Linked DNA regions of Homo sapiens: region 1 is linked to region 2. Evidence: read pairs that join two places in POLR2A ChIA-PET (ENCODE). Cell type or tissue: Panc1. All regions are shown on one strand. Each heading gives the region's core, and the rest is flanking DNA. Links, peaks and the distances in the headings are about the cores only. Region 1 overlaps TMEM14B (transmembrane protein 14B). Region 2 has its middle 64 kb from the start of TFAP2A-AS2.

The links. Peaks named below come from ENCODE experiments on the same cell type or tissue, not always from the same donor. Only the 100,000 strongest peaks of a DNase experiment are listed, where the experiment ranks them.
Region 1: POLR2A ChIA-PET joins it to region 2 with 10 read pairs; 2 of 35 experiments call an interaction of 5 or more read pairs at or near these places.

The regions. Positions count from the first base shown.
Region 1 is chr6:10,753,442-10,756,356 of GRCh38, forward strand. It overlaps TMEM14B (transmembrane protein 14B), which reads left to right. Exons shown (of 6, transcript NM_030969.5): 5 at 1,701-1,791. Among named protein-coding and RNA genes, the nearest start is that of TMEM14B, 7.1 kb to the left of the region's middle. In Panc1, for the core only: no CTCF peak of the experiment used is centred there; no DNase peak of the experiment used is centred there; H3K27ac peaks cover 487 bases.
Region 2 is chr6:10,339,373-10,342,287 of GRCh38, forward strand. No RefSeq gene overlaps it. Among named protein-coding and RNA genes, the nearest start is that of TFAP2A-AS2, 64 kb to the right of the region's middle. In Panc1, for the core only: no CTCF peak of the experiment used is centred there; no DNase peak of the experiment used is centred there; H3K27ac peaks cover 327 bases.

The sequences.
Region 1 (2,915 bases), core at 180-2,679, 410 kb after region 2:
TCTCCTGGTTTCCCTTTTTATCCTCTCATTCTCTTTTGGCAACCTATTTTCCTTTTTGGCCACTAGATATTGAAGTTCTTCAGGCTCTTCTTGTCTACTCACTTGACAGTTTCATTGAAGCCTATGCCTTTAATTTCCACCGATACACAAATGACACAAATTTCTCTCTCCTCCAGGCTGGACTCTCATGTATTCATCTGTCCACTTTCCTTCAGATGTCTCCAGGAATCTGCCCGGACCTAACCTCATGGCCACACACTCCCCCTGTCTTCTGTTCTCCATCCATTCGGTTCTTGATTGCTCTCTTTCCTTTCTACCACCCCCTTTCTGACTAATTCATCAGCAGGTCTTGTCGACACTACCTCTAGCCCTTATCCTGAGTTGTCCTCTTTTTCATCTGCACAGCCATCGTCCTAGTCCCAGTTATCCCCTCTTTCTTACCTGCATTCCCAAGGACGTTCCTTAGCTGGTATCCCCATGTACCCTCTAGTTTCCCTGAAGTTTGTTCTCTATAGTATAGCTAGAATTACGCTTTCAAAATGCAACTCTGGGCCGGTTGCGGTGGCTCCTGCCTGTAGTCCTAGCACTTTGGGAGGCCAAGGCAGGCGGATTGCCGAGCTCAGGAGTTGGAGACCACCCTGGGCAACATGGTGAAACCCGGTCTCCACTAAAATTAAAAAAGGCTTCAGCATTGCTTGAACCTGGGAGGTAGAGGTTGTAGTGAGCTGAGATCATGCCACTGCACTCCAGCGTGTGTTGCAGAGTGAGACTCTGTCTCAAAAAATAATAATAATAATGCAACTCTTTTTATGCATCCCTCTGCTTAGTATCCTTTAATAGCTTCTCATTGCTCTTATGATGAAAACCCAATCCTTAGTATGGCCTTCAAGGCTCTATGTGGTCTGGCGCCTCTTACTCACAAACTGCATCTTGACTTCTGTGCCACGCTGCCCTTTTAGGGTGAATGTGCCATGCTCCCTGTCACCACAGGGCCTCTGCATATACTGTCCCCTCTGCCTGGAAAGGGCATTCCCATCCTTCAGCTTATTAACGCCTGCTGTAATTTCAGATCTCAGTCAGTCTTCACTTCCTTGGCTAAAAGCCTAGCATGATCTCCCTGAATAGGTTGATCCCCCTGTTGAGCTTTTTTGTGTAGCATCAATTATACCTGAAGCACACATTGTACCTTGTTTTTCTTTGTGTGATTGTTTAAAGTCTTGTCCCATCAGACCTGAAGCATTGTAAAAGGGCAAAGACAGTTACGATTACTTTTGTATTCTCCAGCTCCTAGCACAGCGCTTGACATGTAGTAGGTGCTTTGACAGATACCCAGTGGGAATTGCATGCAGGGTAGAGGAAATAGCGTCTGCAGGGCGATAGCATCTGCAGGGCATGAGAAACAACAGCATTTTGGAGAAAACTAACACATTGATGGCTAAAGTGTGGGTTTTGCAGAAGACAAGTGGTAAGAGATGAGGCTGGAAGGGCAGGTAGGGCCCAGGCTGTGAAGGGCCCTATTTGGCCAGTATTGGTATTTGGACCCATAGGATGTGGGCAGCTAGTAATCTCCCCTACTTGGGGAAGGAGGAATAAGCATAGGATGAGGCGTGAGCCTTGAGAGATTGGTGGGGCTTGGTCTACTTCTGATTCCCCTGCGTAGAAGACTAATGAGTTTTGACCCTTCTTTGTATCTTTTTCAGCCGCTACATCTGTTACTTTTGTTGGTGTTATGGGAATGAGATCCTACTACTATGGAAAATTCATGCCTGTAGGTTTAATTGCAGGTGCCAGGTACTTTCATTCTATTACTCTTCTTTACCATGTAGAGTTCAGTTTATTGCCCAGAATACTTTATGCATTCAAAACCTTACTTGTTTCAGAGTATCTGATGCTATGCATCAACTGACGTTTGACTTATACACTAATAGGAGATGCTTCAAAAACAATAGTTGATTTAATGTCAAATGACATGAGTATATCCATTCACTGTGGAGATGGCTTTGTTCTCTGGTCCTAGCTCCTTCCTATATGGTGGCAGAAGTTTTATTGCAAAGCTATGACTGCAGCCTTTTGTGTGACTTGCGGAGGATGTGTGGGGGTCCCATATTTCTTAGGTGTGTAGGTGTCTTTTGTAGAAAATTTTGCTAAAAGGAAATTTTGATTGAATCCTGTTTTCTAATTTTGATTATAATACCTAAACCAAATTGTGGTTTTTAAAAAATGTAGTTGTAGGCCAGGCACGGTGGCTCACACCTGTAATCCAAGCACAGTGGGAGGCCATGGCGGGCATATCACTTGAGGTCAGGAGTTTGAGACCAGCCTGGCCAACATGGTGAAACTCCTCTCTATGAAAAATACAAAAATTAGGTGGGTGCGGTGGTGCACGCCTGTAATCCCAGCTACTCGGGAGGTCGAGGCAGGAGACTTGCTTGAACTGGGGAGGCGGAGGTTGCAGTAAGTTGAAATCGTGCTGCTGCACTGCAGCCTGGGCAACAATGAGTGAGAGTCTGTCTCAAAAAAAAAAAAAAGTTCACTTGTTAAGTATGATAAAGACATCCTGAAGGCAGGGGAATTTTTAAAATCCTGTTTTCAAGAAAGATTACATACTCTACTCTGATCATAGTCGTGATGCTGCCAGTATAATATTTTATACCTGAAGCAAAAGAGTCAGTATGGAGCAAGGTCTAGAACAGTAAACTGAGAGGCTGGAGTCTACCATAAATCAGATCTGTGATGGTGGGGAGGCCTTGCTTTCTCTTGCCTCCATTTCTTCATCTCTTCAAATTACTGGCAGTTGGATTAGGATCTAGCTCATGTGTGCTATTTTAAGACCTCAGTGAAACTGTCCCTTGGCTTGCTTTTTCTCTGGTTCCCCCAGGGATGGAAATTTTACCTCTGACCACTCTTGCCTTAGT
Region 2 (2,915 bases), core at 120-2,619:
TCAGCAACTCCTATTATCTCCTTCTTCCGATTCACCTATTCTCCCCTTTCTTCTGAGTTACTTCTATTACTTCTATCTATATACAAAAATGTTTTCATAATTCCCCTATTTGAAAAATCCACCCTTGACCCTACATCCCCATTTTTTCTCCCCTTCTCAGCAAAACTTGAAAGAACTATTGCTACTTGCTGTCTCCACTTCTTTACTTTTTTAATTCATTTCATTCAGAATTTCATCCCCACTGTTCAACTGCAGCTGCTCATGTTAGGGTCATGATGTAGAATCTAGTATTCAATTATCTGTCCTCAGTTTATTCCCAGCAGGATTTGACACTTGTTCCTCTTTGAAACATTATGGTGGGCAGGACAACATGCCCTTCTGAGTTTCCTCCTATTTCACGGGCCATTCCTTCTCAATTTTCCCTGTTAGCATCTCATTCTTAACATCATCCATTAAATATTGGAGTGTCTCTGAGCTCAGTCTCTTCCTCAGGGCAAGCACCTCCCTCCCCATGTGATGTCTTCTCGATCAATGGCTTTAAATACCATCTACACGCTGGTAACTCCCAAAGTTTATTTCCAGCTCCGATCTTTATCTTAAATTCCAGACAGCTGTATCTTTTTAATATTCTATATAGTCACTTAAAACTATAAAAACAGAGCTCTTAATTTTCCAATCTAAACCGTCTCCTCTCCCGATCATCTTCATCTCAGAAAATTGCCCCATAAATCATCCAGTTGCTCAAAATACAAACCTAGGAGTCATCCTTGACCCCTCTCTTTCTGTCCTACTGGGCATCCAGTCCACGATTATTGAGTCCTTTCTCGATCTCTTAAAACACATACTGAGCCCTCCCTACCACCTTTCCCCGCTTCCACTGCCATCTCCATACTGCAGACCACCATCAGCTTACACTTGTACTCTACAACAGCCAAGCCACTGGTCTTCCTACAGCCTTCTTTCTCCACTACAGAATATTCTCCAAGAGCAGCCAGGGTATTCTTAAACTGTAAGTCAGCTTGCCTTGCTCTCCTGCTTAATTCCTACCAATAGCTTCCCATTGCACTTAGAATAAAATATGAAATCCTTATTGTAGCCTACAAGTCCCTGGTGATCTAGCTACTGGCTGCTTCTCCTCATCCTACACTTCTGCTCCTTGACCCCTCCTCTCCACCCACCCCAATCTTCATGCTGTTCAAAGAGCAATGCTTGTTCTTTTCCACCTCTTCCTGCAATGCTTTCCACCGCAAACTCCCATCACGGCCACCAGTTCAGGTCTCTGCTCAGATGTGACCTCCACAGAGTGCTTCCCCTGTCCACCAAACGGGAAATAAAAATACCTCCAGGCCCTGGTCACTGCCATATCCTGCCTCCCTTTCTTCCCAGCATTCATCACTTTATGAAACTGTATTATTTACTAGTTTGTTTATGATTTGTTTGTCTTCCCTTCTAGAATATGCATTTAATAGAGGAAGAAAACTTTGCTTGGCTTCTTTGTCACTGTAAAAACAAATCCAAGATGAGACATTTAGAAAATACTGCAGCCGGGCATGGTGGCTCACACCTGTAATCCCAGCAGTTTGGGAGGCCGAGGCAGGCGGATCATGAGGTCAAGAGTTCAAGATCAGCCTGACCAATATGGTGAAACCCCGTCTCTAATAAAAAAAAAAATACAAAAATTAGCTGGGCGTGGTGGCGTGTGCTTGTAGTCCTAGCTACTCGGGAGGCTGAGGCAGGAGAATTGCTTGAATCTGGGAGGCAGAGGTTGCAGTGAGCAGACCTGGGTGACAGAGCGAGACTTGGTCTCAAAAAAAAAAAAAAAAAAAGAGAAATTAAAAAGAAAGAAAATATTGCTAAGGAAGGCTGGGCGCAATGGCTCACGCCTGTAATTCCAGCACTTTGGGAGGCCAAGGCAGGTGGATCACCTGAGGTCAGGAGTTCGAGACCAGCCTGATCAACAAGGTGAAACCCTGTCTCTACTAAAAATATAAAAATTAGCTAGGTATGGTGGCAGGTGCCTGTAGTGCCAGCAACACAGGAGGCTGAGACAGGAGAATTGCTTGAACCTGGGAAGCGGAGGTTGTAGTGAGCTGAGATCACGCCACTGCACTCCAGCATGGGTGACAGAGTGAAACTCTGTCTCAAAAAAAAAAAAAATATATTGCTAAGGAAAGGGAGGAAGGGCAGGAAGGAGGAAGACAAGACAGAAACGGGAGAGGGAAGGGAATTGTGCTTTTTTGTATCAGATCATTTCCACGAATCCATCAAACCAAAATCTCCACATTAATAGAAGCACTTTCATGTTACCAATTTTGGAAAACAGCTGTTGTGAGCCTGAGCCTGAAGTCAGTAGACTTTCTGTCCTGTCCCACAGTCTAGCACACACTCTGATTGAGCACTCTTGAAATTAAAGTGTGTGGTTGCCAGATCTGGATTCCCATCAACAGGTGCATTCTTTGAATGGATTCAGGCTATCTGTTGCTAAAAATATCTGTCGTGGAGAACAGATACCCTAATAGAATTGCCGTGACCACCCTGAAGCATTGAAGAATGTGAACTCCTGGAGGTCAGGATATCCAACCCACTATTACCTGCAAAATAAACTTCAAACATAGACGAAGGAAGTTCCTTGTTTATATGAGACACTGTGCACAGCAGGTAGTAACAATATTGCCCCTAGGACCATATTCATGGAGACATTAAAGCAGGTAAAACTTAGGGTGAGAAGAGGTTGCTGGGCACCGATGCACTTCACTTCCTGATCCACAGCTTTTACTGTCAGCCCCAAACTAAGAACACTCCATAGTTTCCACTTGTCCCAGCCTGACACTCACCTTTCCCTGACCCTTCCCTAGGAAGATCCTCCTTGCCATCTCCTACCTGCCCCTTAGACAGGCTGCCCTCCTTACAGTTCT